Regions from separate parts of the Homo sapiens genome. Here region 1 is linked to region 2. A link is a loop called in an ENCODE intact Hi-C map of the cell type or tissue named here. Cell type or tissue: Calu3. All regions are shown on one strand. Each heading gives the region's core, and the rest is flanking DNA. Links, peaks and the distances in the headings are about the cores only.

Region 1 (8,542 bases), core at 389-8,388, 580 kb after region 2:
CTGTTTCCTGACCCCAGGACAGGGTTGGGAGTCCTCTGGGCTTCCATTTTCTAAAGCAACTAAACAGAGTACACAGAAGAAAGGAAGCTGCCACCCTCTTGCCATACACTCTGGGGGCCTCTGTTCTGCATTCCTCCTTCTTCTCTTGCTTGGGTGGGGCCACATGATGGGCAGCCAGGCTCCGGGCTCTCCCGCCACAGCAGGCTCTAAAAACAGCCACGTTTCAGCGAGGCATAAATCTTCTTCCCTGGTGTTCCAGCCCACCAGTGCCACACTACAGCCCAGAGTGAGCTCTATAAGCATTGCTGGCCTAATGGATGCATTGGGGGAAGGGGGTGGGACAGGGGCTGGAGGAAGAGCTCTGGAGTCCATCACAGCACAGGAATAACACACAGGGTGGTGGAGAAGCCAGGGCCAGGGTGTCACCAGGTCAGCACAATGACCACATCATCCTTCTTGAAGAAGCCTCAGGCCTTACCAACATTCATGGCCAAGTTCACTCGGAGGTCCACATCCTCAGCCTAGGGCTCCTGGATGGGGTCCTTACACAGCACAGGGAAGATACCACGGTACAGGTGGGCCTGGCGAGCTGCCTGGGGATGCCATGTCACAACAATCATGGGGGCACGTGGGCAGTATCTGGCCACCTGGTGGGCACACCTGCAGACTTGGTGAGGACGATTATGGCCCCACTGCAGCACTTGAAGGAGGCCTCCACAGTGCCCATGGCAGTAGCTTCTGCGGGGTCACTGGTAATGGGTGCCAGGTGGCAGAACTCCTCAAATAATTGCAAGTGGTAGATGGTGGCCTCTGCCTCACAGGCAATCAGGTGCTGCATGTGCACAGCCTCCAGAGGATAGTTCCCTTTGGCTGTTTCTCCAGACAGCATGATGCAGTCAGCTTCCACCAGAACTGCATTGGCCACACCACTGCCCTCAGCCCAAGTGGGGTGGAGCTTCTTGATCACATCCTCTAGCATCTGAGTGGCAAGATGACAGGCTTCCCAGCTTGGTTGCACCACCCAATCATCATCCTCTGAGCAAGGCAGACCTTCCCTGCAGGAATCTCATCTCGACGGCTTGTGGTGGATCACCACGAGCTACCATAATCCCATCGCTGGCCTCCAGGATTTCATCAAACCTCCAACCCCCATCATGATTCTCAATTTTGCTGGTTATCTTGCTGTTCTTTCCTTTCTCTCCCAAGACCTTCCTAACTTCATGGACATCAGATGTCTTGCAGATGAATGATGAAAACATCATATCGACATCTTGCTCGCCCCCAAACTTCAGGTCCTGGATGTCCTTCTCCAACATGGCAGACAGGTCCACGGCAGCCCCAGGAAGGTTCACACTCTTCTTGCTGCCCAAGGAGCCACCATTTTCCACCTCTGTCACCAGAAAGTGAGCATCCTTCTGCTTCACTTGGAGAGAAATTAGCCCATCATCCACGTAGATCTTGCAGCCCACTTCCACCACCTTGCAGATGTTCTTGTAGTCCCGCCACAGGATGTTCTCTTACCCTTTTCCATGTAGGTATTATCCAGCGTGAACTTGAGAGTGGCTCCCTTCTTCAGCTCCACCTCTGCAGTGCCGCTGCCCTTGACGGGCCCAGTTGGGATCTCAGGTCCTTTAGTGTCTGGAGCCACAGCAATGGGCTGGTAGAGGATGGAGTCAGAAGCAAAGCTTTCCGTGGCTGTGCGCACGTTCTTGATGGTCTCTGTATGGTACTCATGGGCTCCATGAGAGTTCAGATGAGCCACATTAATTCCAGACTTAATCGTTTTCTTCAGCATCTCTAGCAATGGAGAAGCTGGGCCCATAGTACAGATGATGCCAGTGCTCCAGGCTGTGATGGGTGGCGAGTCAGTGTCCAGGCAGCACATGTGCTCCAAGAATGTGTCAGCCATGGCTGCGTGCAGCTGCTGGGTCTGAATGAAGGCAGCCCTGGCTTCACTATGGGGCTTCAACATGGCTTCTGAGGTCCTCCAGTGCTGACCGACTTGGGCTACGCTGCAAACGCAGAGAGGTCAGGAGCCCCGGGATGTGCAGCAGCTGTGCCCACTTTCATTTCTAATTATAGAAATTTGAGTGGTCTTTTTTCCTTAATTCATGTAGCTAAAGGTTTGTCAATTATGTTGATCTTTTCAAATAACCAACTTTTTTTGATTTTTTTGATTTTTCGTATTATTTTTCTATTTTCCAGTTCATTTATCTCTGCTCTAGTTTTTCTTAAGGAAAATATATTTTTTAAAACATAAATTAGCTTTCTTTATTGTTAGTTACTAACTTTGAAAGTTTTATTCTTTTTTAAGGAAACATTTTTAAAAACATAAATTAGCTTTCTTTATTGTTCGCTACTAATTTTGAAAGTTTTATTCTGCATATGGTAACATGGTACACAATTATTTTTAAAAATTTCAATCTCCACAAATGCTTGTGTTTGAAAATCATCTTGTTCTTCTTCTCTAAATCCTTATGCAGCTGGAATCTATTTTATCATTTTAACTTTATTTTTTATCTTATTTTATTTTATTAAAGATTCAGGGGTTCCATGTGCAGGTTTGTTACACAGATATATTGCATAATGCTGGGGTTTGGAATTCTAGTGAACCCATCACCTAAACAGTGAACATAGTACTCTACAGGTATTTGGAAAGGAATTTTTAGTGAGAGAGATAATAAGACATTTTATGCTAATGTCAATGATCCCAAAGAGAAGAAAAATTAATGATGTAGCAAAAGGATTTCTGGAAGAATGTTTCTGGGTTTGTTAGAGGAGGTGTCGTTTAGCATGAAGTGGTAGGATGGTTTTGATAAGAGCATCGATAGGAAATCTGAGGTCCTGGGTGGGAAGGCAGAGAAAGTGGGTACAGATAGGTGAGCAAATGTCAGGGCAATTACTGCTGCAAGAGAATCATTACTTCTGTGTGCCTTCCTTATCTCTATAGCTATACTCTGGGGTGGGATAGAAAAGAAACAGAATAGGAGGCAGGAACTGGCTTTATTATTTCTCCAGCTGGGAAATCTGCAGTGTGCCCAGCAGTCCATAATGGAACATGGGCCAAGGTTGTGGGGTGATGTAATTCATGAAGGACATGATTTCCAAATGGCATCAAGAGATGGTCATTGTGTGAGTGTGTGTGAAAGGTGTCAAACCTAAACATTTGAAATAGATGACAGTATGTGCTTCTTTATTATTTTAAAAATATTATTTAGGGTCCTCAAACAAGAGAACTAACTTAGATGTCTCATCCTCTGATAGGTCCTACCTGCCTTACACGCTAACTTGATCATCTTTCTCACATTGAATTATAGTGAACAATGACTAAAGTTTAGCTGGTTTTTTACTGGCTTGTCTTGTAAAGGTCCCAGGGCCTGCATAGGATTGTCACAGAATGGGGCTGAGGTATGTGCCTTCAGCCTAGCTACCTCATTCCTCTATGCCATGGAGGGAGAGGACTCACTACCATTTCACACATTTCTCTACCCTCTGTTTCCTGTGGGTTATATAAGATCTGGTGGCTTGATTAGCTTCAGATTCCATCTAGATGGTGCTAGTATTGTGTATTTTGTGACATCTGGGATACATCATGTCTGCCAGTTCCACTGTTCCATTTCCAGTAGGCTAAGGTTGACCAGTGGGTTCATGGATACCCATCTGTTAGCAAGGCCTCGCTCAACCTTCACTTCATGGTTTTGATAGCCATTGATGATCATTCCTGATACCATTATTTCAATGAGTTGCAAATTGGTGATTTTCTAATTCTAACATTCCTCCTCCATTATCGATTGTGATTTTTTTTTTTTTTCTTTTTGAGACGGAGTTTTGCTCTTGTTGCCCAGGCTGGAGTGCAATGGCACTATCTGGGCTCACCACAACCTCCACCTCCGGGGTTCAAGCAATTCTCCTGCCTCAGCCTCCCGAGTAGCTGGGATTACAGGCATGCACCACCACACCTGGCTACTTTTGTATTTTTAGTAGAGGCAGTGCTTCTCCATGTTGGGTCAGGCTAGTCTCGAACTCCTGACCTTAGAGGTGATCTGCCCACCTTGGCCTCCCAAAGTGCTGGGATTACAGGCATGAGCCACCGCGCCCGGCCAATTGTGATTTTTCTATAAATGAAAACTTTTCTTCATGAGCTACTTGGTTTCTCTGAAAAAAAAAATGAATACAGAAGAAACAGGATGGATGTTTTATTCCTTTCCTCTATTCATCAGTCTTCAGAATAATGACTTGGTGCCCAAGCAACTCCCAAAGGTAGTTAACCACTGAGTTGCGTGTTGCGGTTTTTGTGAGAGGGTGGTATGGTGTATTATTATAAACTCTTGGATTTTTATATGCTTGACATTTTCAATCCATTTCAGCCATTATTCTTTTTTATCCAAATTATCCATCTCTAGCCAGTGAGTATCATTTCAAGTTGATGCATGTGTCCTTTCAACATGACCCCAGGAATCTAATCTTTGACTGCTTCTTTTCTTTCTGTCTCAATTTATGCATTTCCTGCCCCAGACCTGGAAATGGCTACTTTTCTAAGGAGCCCTGGTACCTTTTTGTGAAAGGTATATAAAGTCCACATTCTGAGTGTCTGTAAAGTCTTCTAAGTTGTTTTCTAGGTTCTACTCCCCCCCTCACAGATCTACCATAAGTAGCATTCCCATATGAAAATTCCTGGACCCCTGGTGGGATAGATCATCCCGCTGCTAAAGACCTTTCAGCAAACTTTTGGGGCCAACAGCATACAAGCCATTCACATCAGCTAAGACATTCCTGCCCCTGGCCCTGCTTTTTCTCTCACTGCAGCTTTGCAAGAACACTAGGATACAGGATACAGCCAGGCAGCCCTGGCTCCTGGAGAACTTCATGCCACCCTATATGTGTCATGGTTGGGGTTGAGCCAGAGTCAAGCCAGAGAATGGGGTGTGGGACACGACAGCACCAGGGTTGGTCCCATCTCTATCATTTGCAAGCTGGGTGATTTCGAGTTCATCATCTCTCCCTCAGTGCCTGCAGGCTCCTCATTTACAGAAAAGGAGAGGAAAACAACAACCTCACAGGGTCATTGTGAAGATTAACTGGGACCTACATACAGCACCGAACCCAGGACACTAAAAGACCATAAATAATAGTTTCCTGCCCTTTCCCAGATCACTTACCCTCAGTTATATAATCAGATGGTTCAGAATCTAAAAATTCTGAGTTCTTCCTAAAGTGCTGCAGCTATTTTTACCTGTCCTTTCACAAAAGGTTACAGTCCTGTCCTGTTGTCGGGGAGAGGGCAGCCCTGAGTCACTTCCTCCCTCCCTGTGCTGGTCCTTCTGTGCCGAGCTGGACCAAGGCCAGGCTGCTCACCGAGAGCTGCCCATGCCACGACGGCTTATGCTCGCTGACATTCAGGAGGGTTTCTGTAAAACCACGGGCTTTGCAGGAGACTGGGCTGATCTCCCACTTCCTGAATTGGTCATGCACTTTTACTTCCCTGACATCCTTTTTCTGAAATTGATCAATGTTTCTCCCAAAGTCAGCAATAACTAGCAGGTGGTTGATATTCAGATTTGAGGCTGATGTCTTCGGACTTCAAACAAGTGATAAGACTCTTTCCTTTGAAAGACAAAAATGTATGTATAGCTGTGATCCACAGCTTGACAGCACCTCGGGATGACCAGAGGAGCTTAAAAATAGGGATGCCTGCATCCCACTCCAGAGGCTCTGACATAATTGGTCTGGGGTGTGGCCTGGGCATTGGGGGTAGTTTATAAACACCCCCAGGTGATTCTAATGTGCAATGAAGGGTGAGAATGGGTAAAAAGTAAGTGCTTAGGTAAGTGCAGTTTCTCTGCCCCCAAGCAGGTGTCTTATCAGCTGGCGAGCCACAAAGTAAAGTTGGCCTTTTTTTTTTTTTTTTTTTGCATGACAACTTTTTTTATATATACTTTAAGTTCTAGGGTACATGTGCACAATGTGCAGGTTTGTTACATAGGTATACATGTGCCATGTTGGTTTGCTGCACCCATCAACTCATCATTTACATTAGGTATTTCTCCTAATGCTATCCCTCCCCCAGCCCCCCACCAATGTAAAAATGGCCTTTCTCTGGCTTTCAGGACTCTCCCGTGTGTCATGCCTACAGGTGAGTCAAAAATGAAAGCACCTGCCAAGTTACAGAAGGTTTATGAGCCATGCCAAAGGGTCTGGGCTAGCTCTTGCTAAAACCCTTGTCCAAGAGTTTTCAGCAGAATGAAAAGTTGGTCAGGTTTGCGTTGTAGGAAATATTGCCTGGCAGCACTGAAGAGAATGAATCTGAGTGGCGATGGTCACAGGAAGCTAAGAGACCACTGAGGTCCCAGCAAGAAGGTAAGAACCTGAAAAAATGCAAGTACCATAGCAGAAGGCCAGGGCATGGAGAAGAAGAAAGAGGGGGCTTCTCCTCTTCCCAGTGGTGCTGGCCCAGGACTCTTGGCCTCTCTACACTGAGCCCATTCTCCCTGTTGCCTTGTGATTTGTTGGACTTTTGTGTGCAGGCCTCAGTGTCTCCACTGACTTGTTTCTTACTCGTAATAATGACTCACATTAATTATGCTTTGGCTGTGGGCCAGCCACCCACTCAGAACATCTCACTTTACCAATAAGAAGACTAAAGCTTAGAAAGGTTAAGTGATTTGCCCAAGGTCACACAGCCAGTAGGAAGTGAAGGCAGATACAGAGGCAGATTTCTGACCAGTAATCTACCCATTTCCACTTCTACCTGTACTGCCTCTGTGCTTCTCCCCTGGCTGAGGCCACCTCCTTTTGAATTGAGCCTCAGAACCTGCCGCACCCACAGGCTCTTTCCAACTTTCTATCCTGGGGCCTCCTGGTCAGCCTGACCTTGGAGTCTTGGTGCTCACAAGAAGGAGAGGGTCCAGCTTGTGGTTCCATTGACTTGATTGACCAACCTCTTAAAATAGTTCTAATTTACATTATTTCAACTCCTACTGCCTCATAGCTAAAAAAGACCCCCTGGTCCCTTAAGTTTCTCACATGCTAAAGTATTAAAACTCCATAAATTCCCCTTTTTTTTTCAGAGAAAATTTTTTAAAATAGTATTTATAAAAAACTTAACCTTTGTGAACGGGTCAGAGTTACAGGCTGTAGGTGTGAGTAGTTTAGAAGTTTCTGTGTTAAGACTTTGAGTTCAGGTTCCCAGTATGCCTAGAGAAATCCAGAAAGCATAGAGGGAAGGAGAGAAGGCTTACACTTTAAGAATTTCTGTGCCAACACTGTTTGAAATGCAGCCTGGAATTACCCCCACAATAGTTAGAACAAATCTTGGGATCTTAAGAAGAACTGATTCTCTAATCATTGCTCCTTTGCTCATTAGCTGTCGCTGACTAAAAATCTATTTGAAACATACCAGTGATGTCATTTTACAAAGGATAGAGTTAAATGGAAATATTACAATGCTATCTATAGGAAAAACCTGTGAAATATACAAAAGCAAAGCTCAGAGAGACTGTTGGTAACAGGTGAAATGTGTGAAGTGGTGGACAGTAATATACAGAGTAGACTATAATTTGTTGCTGAGAGTCTTTAACAATACAGATAATGGTTAAGAGCCTGGTGTTTGGGTTAGACAGGTCTGCTTTCAAGTACAATTTATTTTTCTTGTTTTCTTTTTCTTTTTTCAACTTTTAGGTTTAGGGATACATGTGAGAGTTTGTTACATGTCACAGGGTTTGCTGTACAGTACAGTTTCTAATATATATATTTTGAGACAGAGTCTTGCTACTATGCCCAGGCTGGAGTGCAATGGCACGATCTCAGCTCACTGCAACCTCCGCTTCCTAGGTTCAAGTGACTCTCCTACCTCAGCCTCCCAAGTAGCCGGGACTACAGGCGCATGCCACCATGCCTGCCTAATTTTTGTATTTTTAGTAGAGACGGGGTCTCACCATATTGGCTAGGTTGGTCTTGAACTCCTGACCTCAAGTGATCCACCTGCCTCAGCCTCCCAAAGTGCTGGGATTACAGGCATTAGCCACTGTGCCCGGCTCCTATTACATATTAACTTAGAAAGTTTGGCAAGTTATTTAGCCTCTGGTAGCATCAGTTTCCTCATCTGTATAATAGGGATGTCATAATGAGAGATAATCTATGTAAGGTACTATCACAGCATTGCCATACAGTGTACACTCACTCACTGTTAATCATGGCCAAAAAGTATGTAACATGGATTAAGGAAATGGTACCACTGGAAACTGACAGAGCCTTCTTAAGATCCCAAGAAGAAGTGATTCTCTAATCATTGCTATGGCTATGTCATCACTATGTCCATGGCTGTGTCTTTGCTTATTGTGTAGTGCAGCAGGGATACTGGCCACCTGGGTAGCCCGTGACTAACTGAGGGTTCATTCAGCCTTCAACCAGGTATGGGGCATGGGATAAGTGTTCCCTCCCGGCCTCGGTTTCATGCTCTGAAATATAAGCTGTCTTGCAGAGCCAACCTTCTGTGACTCTCTCTGGCGAGCTGCTGGCAGTGCACTAGTCACTCTCTGAAGAG
Region 2 (8,542 bases), core at 414-8,413:
CACCTAAGCTGTGATTTCTTGATTCTCTCCCAGCTAGGTGTGAACTAATGTGTTGACTTCCTAGATCTCAACTTGCCCTACCTCCCGCACATACCCTCTCCTACTTGACCCATCACCCCAATAAAATTATACTTAATAGCTGGTAAACGAATATTCAGAATTAATATTATTATGACCGTAGAAACATTGTTCACAACACAACCAAGTGGTGTACTGTGATTGTTTCCTTATTTGTAAGACTTTTGTTTTCCCAGAGTTTATAATTGACTTTTTTCCATTTTTATTGCTCTCTTAGTTTGTATCATTATCAATAATTCATTCCCATTTTCCCAGATGCTTTCCTCTCAGTACATTCAGCTCCATTTACCCATTTCATCTTTTAGGAGAGATTCTTTAGAAGGCTTTTGTGGCTTGCCCTACTACCCTCTCCTTTTTACCATCAGGGCTGGAAGATTGCAAACTGCATTTAACAAACCCTCTTCCCACCTGGGTTCCGGTTAGGTCCGCCACCTGGAGGAATTCCCAGCAATTAGAAAGTCTAGAAGATAGAAACCATTATTTTTCTGGTAGGCCCTCTCTTAGCAAATGTCAGTGACTCCCGCTCAGCATAGAAGGTGACTGTTGGCTCCTGCGACCGTGCCAGTGTGTCTTCACTAACAACAGCAGCTATAGGCTCCTGCCTGGGTTGCCAGCACATGACTGCAAAGCCTTGGAGCTGCCGAGCAACAGTGCAGGGACCGGGTTGTATGGGCTCACCTGAGCACTGGATCCTGTAAAAGAGGTAGCAGCTTTCTGCAGTTCAGGATTTCTGGAAACACCACATTTTCCTTGTTTTTCCAGTTTTAATAAGAATTTGGTAACCAGATTTCCTATATGAAATCTCTTCCGCTTTGAAATACCTACAGTGGTGTCTGCTTTCTTCTTTGGAAATGGATGAATCCAGCCATGGCCAGGCCTGCTGCCCTGACACCTTGTCATGGAAGAGCAAGAAATAAAACCTACAAATCACTAGGTTGGTGACTGGTTCCATAATAAATCTCTTTTAGACCAGGATTCTTGGATCACAATACAACGGGAGCCACATTTTAAAAATGTTCTAGTAGCCACATTTTTAAAAAGCAAAAAGAAACTGGTAAACTTAATTTTAATAAAACGTTATTTAACCAAGTAAATCCAAAACATCACTGCAACATGTATTCAACATAATGCAATGATTAATGACGTACTTGACATTGTTTTTTATGTGAAATCTGATGTGTAGTTTACACTGGCAGCACAACTGCATCAAATGAGCCAGATCTAGGTCTGAACAGTCACATGTGGTAAGGCTTCTGTAGAACATGGCTTTAAATCCTCAGGGCTGACAGGGCATCCTCGCCTTCCACCCACTTTAAAACAGCCTGCAAGGCAGTGTGTGACCTATGGCTTTAACTCTGATGAGGAGGATTCCTCATGGCATGGGTTGCTGAGAACCCTGAATCACAAGGTATAAAGCAGGGACCGAAGGACTGTGCCCACTGCAGCAACCCCCCGCTGGGTTTAATGCTCTCCTGTTGCCACCCTGAAATTTTTAAAGACTTTTTACGGGGTCTTGCTCTGTCATCTAGGCTGGAGTGCAGTGACATGATGTCTTATACCTCATCTGGCTGAGACTCACTAGAGAAGGTCACTAGTTAGAACTAGAGAAGGGGCTGGGCACAGTGGCTCAGGCCAGCACTTTGGGAGGCTGAGGCAGGAGGATTGTTTTGAGACCAGGCTGGGCAACACAGTGAGACATTTTCTCTACAAGATAAAAATTAAAAAAATTATCTGGGCGTGGTGACACGTCCCTGTAGTCTCAGTTATTCAGGAGGCTGAGGTGGTAGGATCGTTGAAGTCCAGGAGTTCAAGGCTGCAATGAGCTAGAATTGAACAGAGTGAGACCCTGTTTCTAAAAAAAATTAATAAAGAACTAGAAAAGGTTCACTGCAGCCTTAACTCGTGGGCTCAAACAATCCTTCCCAGTAGCTGAGACTACAGACATGAGCCACCATGCCCGGCTAATTTTTTTTTTTTTTTTTTTTTTTTTTAGAGACAGGGTCTCACTATGTTGCCCAGGCTGGTCTTGAACTCCTGGACTTAAGCCATCCTCCCGCCTCAAGCCAGTCTCCCAAGTAGCTGGAATTACAGGTGCATTGCACTGACCCCAGCTTCTTCAAGATAGAGTCTCCCTCTGTCACCAGACTGGAGTGCAGTGGTGCGATCTCAGCTCACTGCAACCTCTGCCTCCTGGGTTCAAGTGAATCGCCTGCCTCAGCCTCTGGAGTAGCTGGGACTACAGGCGCATCCTACCACGCCCAGCTCATTTTTTGTATTTTTAATAGAGACGGTGTTTCATCATGTTGGCCAGGATGGTCTCGATCTCTTGACCTTGTGATCCATCCGCCTCGGCCTCCCAAAGTGCTGGAATTACAGGTGTGAGCCACCACGCCCAGCCAAAATTCTTAGAGAACTCCACATCATCATTTTTCACTGAGTCTCTCAAATTACGTAGCTGACTTGGCCTCTTGGGCTAATGTTGTAGTTTTCCTTCTTTCTAAAAATTGCCCTTTTGCCTTTTTATTGTACTTTCTGGAAGGCTTCACTAAATTTCTATTCTAACTCTTCTCTTGAAACTTTCATTGTTGCTATCATATTTTTTAATTTCTAATAGGATTTTTCCACCTCCTGAATATTCCTTTTCTTGTGGCATCCTTTTTTCATGTGTGCAATATTTTTTATTCATTCTTCTGAGAATGTTAATGATAGTTTCTTGAAGTTTCCTTTTGCTTCTATTTTGAGTTTTTTTTTCCTGCTTTGTTTGGGCTTCATATTTTATGTTAGAGATAAAAGCAGATGCATTTGGTTTGGAAAGACAAAGGATTTTTCCCTGTTGAAGTAACGTAGAATGAAAAAATAAGGTGATACAAACATTTTAAGGGCAAAAGAGGCAACATTGAGGAAACTCACATGAGGCCAACTTCAACTCTGTAAAGTAGAAGTTGTTTCTCAAATTGTGAGATACTGTAAGGGCAAGAGCTAAAAATTGGAAGGAAACATTTGGAATATCTGCAATGCAGGAATCAACAAATGCTGAAAACTGAGTTGCAGTGAGGGCTCATCTGAAGTCCCACAGCCTAAATTTGCAGCTGGTCCAATTGGCATAGTTTGGTGACATTCTCTAGTTAGTCTTGGCCAGATGGGGTAAAGACAGAAAAGCAACTGCAGGGTGCTGGGCAAGTCAAGGTAAGAGGCAAAGAGTAGAGAGACAGCTGAGGGGTCCGAGGTGCTGGAGCGCCCTGGCGGGAGGCCAGCCACAGGCTGCGGTAGTAAGGGAATAAAAGGACGTCTGAGGGACAGAGGGGCAACTCTGGTGAGGATCAGTGTCCCGGGAATTTTTCAGGCAGTGTGGAGTCTGCTTTCAGTCCTGAAGGAATGCATGAGCTGGTGGAGGCCATGACAGCATAGGAATGTAAAACAGTTCCACATCCTCTTGGAATCAAGAGGCATGCATTCACATCCTGTCTTGGTGGGACCTGGTAAAGTCAGGTAGTCAGGCTGGGAGTCAAAGAGATTGGATTTTTTATGTCCTATGTCTCCCTAGCTTCAAATCCACCCTCTCTAGAATAGATTGCAAAAAGGGGAATTTCCATTACAGCATATAGCATTCGTCCTATGAAGAAACCCCCTCGCTCAGTGACTTACACGAAAAACTGGGGTATAAAACACCCATAACATCTGGCCTGCTGCAGAGCTGGCTTCAGGAACAATTGTGGACCATTACATCACTCTCTCCGGTCTGCAGGCATTGGCGGGTACATGCGGATCATAACCACCAGATGGCGCTGTTGGCCTAAGCTCGAGCACAGTCCACAGCCTGGAGGTCCTGGGAAAGCCTGACCTGAATCTAAAACTTCTCTAAACTCCCTAATTTGATTCAAAAGCAAAACAGTAGAATACTTCTGCACATCCCAGCGAGGTCAGAGTATAGCATCTGCGTGGCCCGTAGGCAAGTCATCGGTGGTTATTTAAAGCCCGAGTTTAAGAAAATGACTTCACAATGCAGAGAAACTGGGGAGCCGGCGCTGGTCCCTCAGTCCCCGACATGGAACGCTCCTGCACCCGCAGCGGAGTGGCTGGCAGCGCCGCATGGAGGTGGCGAGCTCCAGGTCTCACGCAGCGTCTGTCTGTGCAGTGCCCAGATGGCAGGGGCTGTAGAGGCCTCTAGAAACCTGCGGCTCGGCTGCATTTCTCCAACCTGCCATCCGCCCTCACCACCCCAGCTCCAGGCCGCCGCACTTGCTGGCTCTGGCCACCGCCAAAGCCCTAGGGACGGTGCACTCTGGCTGCGCGGTGGCCGCGGGAGCCGGTGGCAAGGGACTAGGTCCTAGGGGGAGAGACTTATTTAGTCTCGCAGGGCCGGCCTCTTTGCATACTCTAGGGGCCCCGGGAGCTCAGCGTGTGCTTCCCACGGTTGTTTTCGAGAATAATGTGGCTTTCAGCCAGGCCAAGCCCCTCGCGGCTGGGCGGTGCGTGAGTTCCCAGGTGCGCGCTTCAGGATCGGAGGCGCCCGCCGGAGCAGGGCGTGCTGGATTCCAACAGTACGTGCTAAGCACAAAGGCCTGAGCCCGAGTGCCGGGGCCTCCATCTCGGTGGACTCCAGTCTCGTGGCCCACTTCCCACGTGCGCCCGGCTCAGGCGCGCGGCTCTCCCGGCGGGCGGGTGCACGGCCTCCCCTCCGCGGCTGCGGCTGCGGTTGCGGTGGCTTCACTGCGGCTGGTTCCTGCCAGGTCATCTGCTTTGCGCCCATCTAGGCCGCGGACAGGCGGAGGCTGATTAATTTTTCATGGCGATTCACCCGGCTGTTCATCCGAAGGCAGCTTCTGGGGCGGGAGCTGTTAAGGACCCGACTGTGCCAGGGGCTGCTCTTCCTCCGGCCGCACTAATTACTGACCTGGGAGGGAGACTCGGGTTTTTCTCCCCAGTGAGCTGTTTTTTTGCCTTTTGGCGTCTTTTGATTTCCCAAGCAAAGCTGGGGGCTGGGAATTCAAGGATGAGGGCCAGGAAAGGCTGAGGGAGGAAGGGCGCCTGTTCAGTTTAATCTTATTTGTGGAAAGCCCCCCCACCCCCAGCTCAGCCTGGAGAAGGAGCTTGGGGATGGTCACATCCTTGTCCCAGGAGCTCGCGGGCTCCTGGGGAGATGGGACTCGCAGAGTGGGGGTGAAAGAGTTGATTGACAGTGTGGGAATGTATGTACCAAGGGCCAGTGTAGTGGGACCCAGTGTAGAGGAGTCGGGGCTCCAAGAACGAGCCAGTGGAGTGAGCGAGGAAAGGTAGTGAAGGAAAATGAAACGAACCGCCGGGTGCGGTGGCTCACGCCTGTAATCCCAACACTTTGGGAGGCTGAGGCGGGTGGATCATTTGAGCTCAGGAGCTGGAGACCAGCCTGGCCAAGGTGGTGAGACCTCATCTCTACTAAAAATACAAGAAGTAGCCGGGCGTGGTTTTGGAGTGGGGGAGGACACTGGGCTCCCAGGGGAACCTGGTGTGAATGTTCCAGGTGTGCTCCTTAACCACCCACACACAGGTGGGCCATATTTCTGGGACTGGTGTTTTAAAGTTTCCCCTTCCCTCCTCCATTACATAAAAATTTGAAAATTTACAGATATGTATAGAGAAATCGCTATGCAGAGGAAAACACTGGGATTTTTGTGTGTGTGTGTGGAGGGAGGGGAGTTCTATCCAGGTGTTTTCCATGTGGATAATTTTTACCTAATTGTATGTTATACATGTACGGCGTACGTAGTGTTATGTTAAACATTGTGTGTTTAGGCATTTAGAAAATATGATTTTTCATTATGAAACTAGTAGATGTTCTTCTCAATTTTTGGAAAATAAGGAAATATATGAAAACAAAAATTAAATATTACCCGGATTCTAAATACATAATAATCCTTTTGGTATGTTTCCTTAAACTATTTTTTTCCTGTGGGTGTTTAATTTAGTTGAGACCATATGCTATTTGCTAATTTCTAAACATGGTCAGTATAGAAACATCGTTAGATAGAAGGCTAAATGAGAGAGGTTTCTTCTTTTTTTTTTTTTGAGACAGTCTCACTCTGTCACCCAGGCTGGAGTGCAATGGTGCGATCTGGGCTCACTGCAACCTCTGCCCCTCCGCCTCCTGGGTTCAAGCAATTCTTCTGCCCCTGCCTCCTGAGTAGCTGGGATTACAGGTGCCCACCACCACGCCTGGCTAATTTTTGTATTTTTAGTAGAGACGGGGTTTCACCATGTTGGTCAGGCTGGTCTCGAACTCCTGACCTCGTGATCTGCCCATCTCAGCCTCCTGAGAGAGGTTTCTTAATCTCAGTGCTTCCCAGGGCTCCATGACACAATGTCTCCCTCTGCACCACTTCACCCCAACACTTGTGGAAGAGCCAGGGAGGGCTTGGAAGAAACACTCTAAAACCACCTCCCAAACCCCTCCTCACAAATAATCCCTGCACCCAGCTGCCCACTGGCCCCTGCCCTCTGGTTGTGGCAAGGGCTTGGGAGCTGTGGGATCCCTTCTCAGCCACCTCTGCAGAACATCCGTGCAGACATTGTTTTGTATATGATCTCAGTCTTTTTAGTGTATTGTTTGAAACGTTAATTTAATTAATGTCCAATTAATTTAATTTAATTTTCACAAAGGAACAAAGGTAGGGCCCACATTGGAGTTATCCTCTGAATCATCGAGTGCAAAAAGAATATGGCTGGCTGGGCTCAGTGGCTCATGCCTGTAATCCCAGCACTTTGGGAGGATCACCTGAGGTCAGGAGTTCGAGACCAGCCTGGCCAACATGGTGAAACCCCGTCTCTACTAAAAATAAAAATACAAAATTAGCTGGTGTATGCCTGTAATCCTAGCTACTTGCGAGGCTGAGGCAGGAGAATTGCTTGAACCTGAAAGGCACAGGTTGCTGTGAGCTGAGATGGCGCCATTGCACTCCAGCCTGGGCAACAAGAGCAAAACTCTGTCTCCGGGGGGGAAAAAAAAAAGAATATGGAACCACATCTACAGAATTTTGAGGATAAAGTGTTTGTGAACCAAACATTTTTGTTCTATGTCAAATTATCTTTCACATTTAAAGCGAAGAGAAAACATGTTCATTATATAAGAAAAATGCCACCTAGTACATTTTTTGAAAAAAACAAAAACAAAAACAAAACCTCAAAAAACTTAAAGGGGATTTCCATTTCTGGCTGTGAGGGAGTATTTTGTACCAGAATAACCCTCCTGCTGAAGAACTGTGAAAACCAAACCAAATAAAATGTAATAGAGTAGTCTGAGAACATCAAAGAGCAGCCAAGGTTGCTGGAATCCAAGGGCCAAGATGTTCGAAAGGAGACAAGTGCATTGAAGTCAGTTCTTTCTTTGCAGCTGTTTTTGTCCCCCGGGAGCATTCGCTGATTCAGGTCCTGTCATGGGGTGTGAAACCCAAACAGAAAGTGGCAGCTCATAGCTTGCCACAGTCAAAAAAATTGGAATTCAGGATACAAAGTTGTCAGGACTTGATGGGCCATGAACACAGAGAAAAGGGAACCAGGGAAAATTGTGTCTTCGTGCGATTTCTCTTCAAACCATTTCCTGATGTCTAAGCTGTGCGTGTGAACAATGCAATGCCCAGAAACCAAACAGAAGCAGCTGCTAAGAGGCTGGAGAGCTAAGCCAAGATGCTGGCACGCTGGTGGTGCTGGGTGGACGTAACTGTCAGTTCAGGCACAAAGGAGCAGGCGCCCTGTAAGTAGCTCAGGTTGTCAGCTGAGACCCAGGAGACCAAGTGGCAAGAGTAAGGGCCAGCAGGTGAGCGGCCTTCAGACAAGAGCAACACAGGCTCTGATGGGCTCGGTTTCTGCTGGGACGTGTGCAGATGGCCTGCATGCAGTCTGTCTTCTGCCACAAGCAAAGAAAGCCTTTCTGGAGGAAGGGAACATATTCCTTGCCACACCATGTTTTGTATTCAATCCATAGTTACTAGGCAAGAACAGGGGAGGAGGCACCAGCTGGCAAGGTGCAGCGCAGGGGAGGTGCTATTGCATCAAGGAAGTAACTGTACTCCCTGAGGAATTTATGGGGTGCTCCGTGGGCCAGATGTGGTCCATGTAGGGGGGAAAGTCAGCCTGAAGGCACTTTAAGACCTTGTCCAGTGGCCAGGATGGAGGAGGTAATGGACTCCTCCTAAGAGTCTGCAAGAAGAACTGCAGGCGGGCTGAGGGGAAGCAGCTGGTTCCATTGGGAGAAAGGCCGTCACCCACTTTGGAAGACAATGGGCAGTTCTTACAAAACCAAACATACTCTTACCACAGGAGCCATCATTCACACTCCTTGACATTTACCCAAAGGAGGTGAAAACTCATGTCCATAGAGAAAATGGCACACAGATGTGTACAGCAGTTTCACTCATAATTGCCAAAGCTTGGAAGCAATCAAGATGTCCTGCAGGGAGTGAATGGATGAAAAAGCTGTGGTACGCCCGTA

Evidence for each region. Hi-C counts contacts between places; a loop is a spot of excess contacts. Peaks named below come from ENCODE experiments on the same cell type or tissue, not always from the same donor. Only the 100,000 strongest peaks of a DNase experiment are listed, where the experiment ranks them.
Region 1: it touches region 2 in a loop (7-fold over the local background); 8 of 110 quality-filtered maps call a loop at or near these places.

The regions. Positions count from the first base shown.
Region 1 is chr6:5,965,842-5,974,383 of GRCh38, reverse strand. It overlaps the pseudogene PKMP5. Among named protein-coding and RNA genes, the nearest start is that of NRN1, 37 kb to the left of the region's middle. In Calu3, for the core only: no CTCF peak of the experiment used is centred there; a DNase peak (open chromatin) is centred at 5,323.
Region 2 is chr6:6,542,554-6,551,095 of GRCh38, reverse strand. All of the region lies in intron 3 of LY86-AS1 (LY86 antisense RNA 1), which reads left to right. Among named protein-coding and RNA genes, the nearest start is that of LY86, 42 kb to the left of the region's middle. RefSeq lists enhancers at 3,764-3,813, 3,904-3,953, 4,034-4,093. In Calu3, for the core only: a CTCF peak has its summit at 3,830 (motif pointing right); DNase peaks (open chromatin) are centred at 3,865 and 4,225.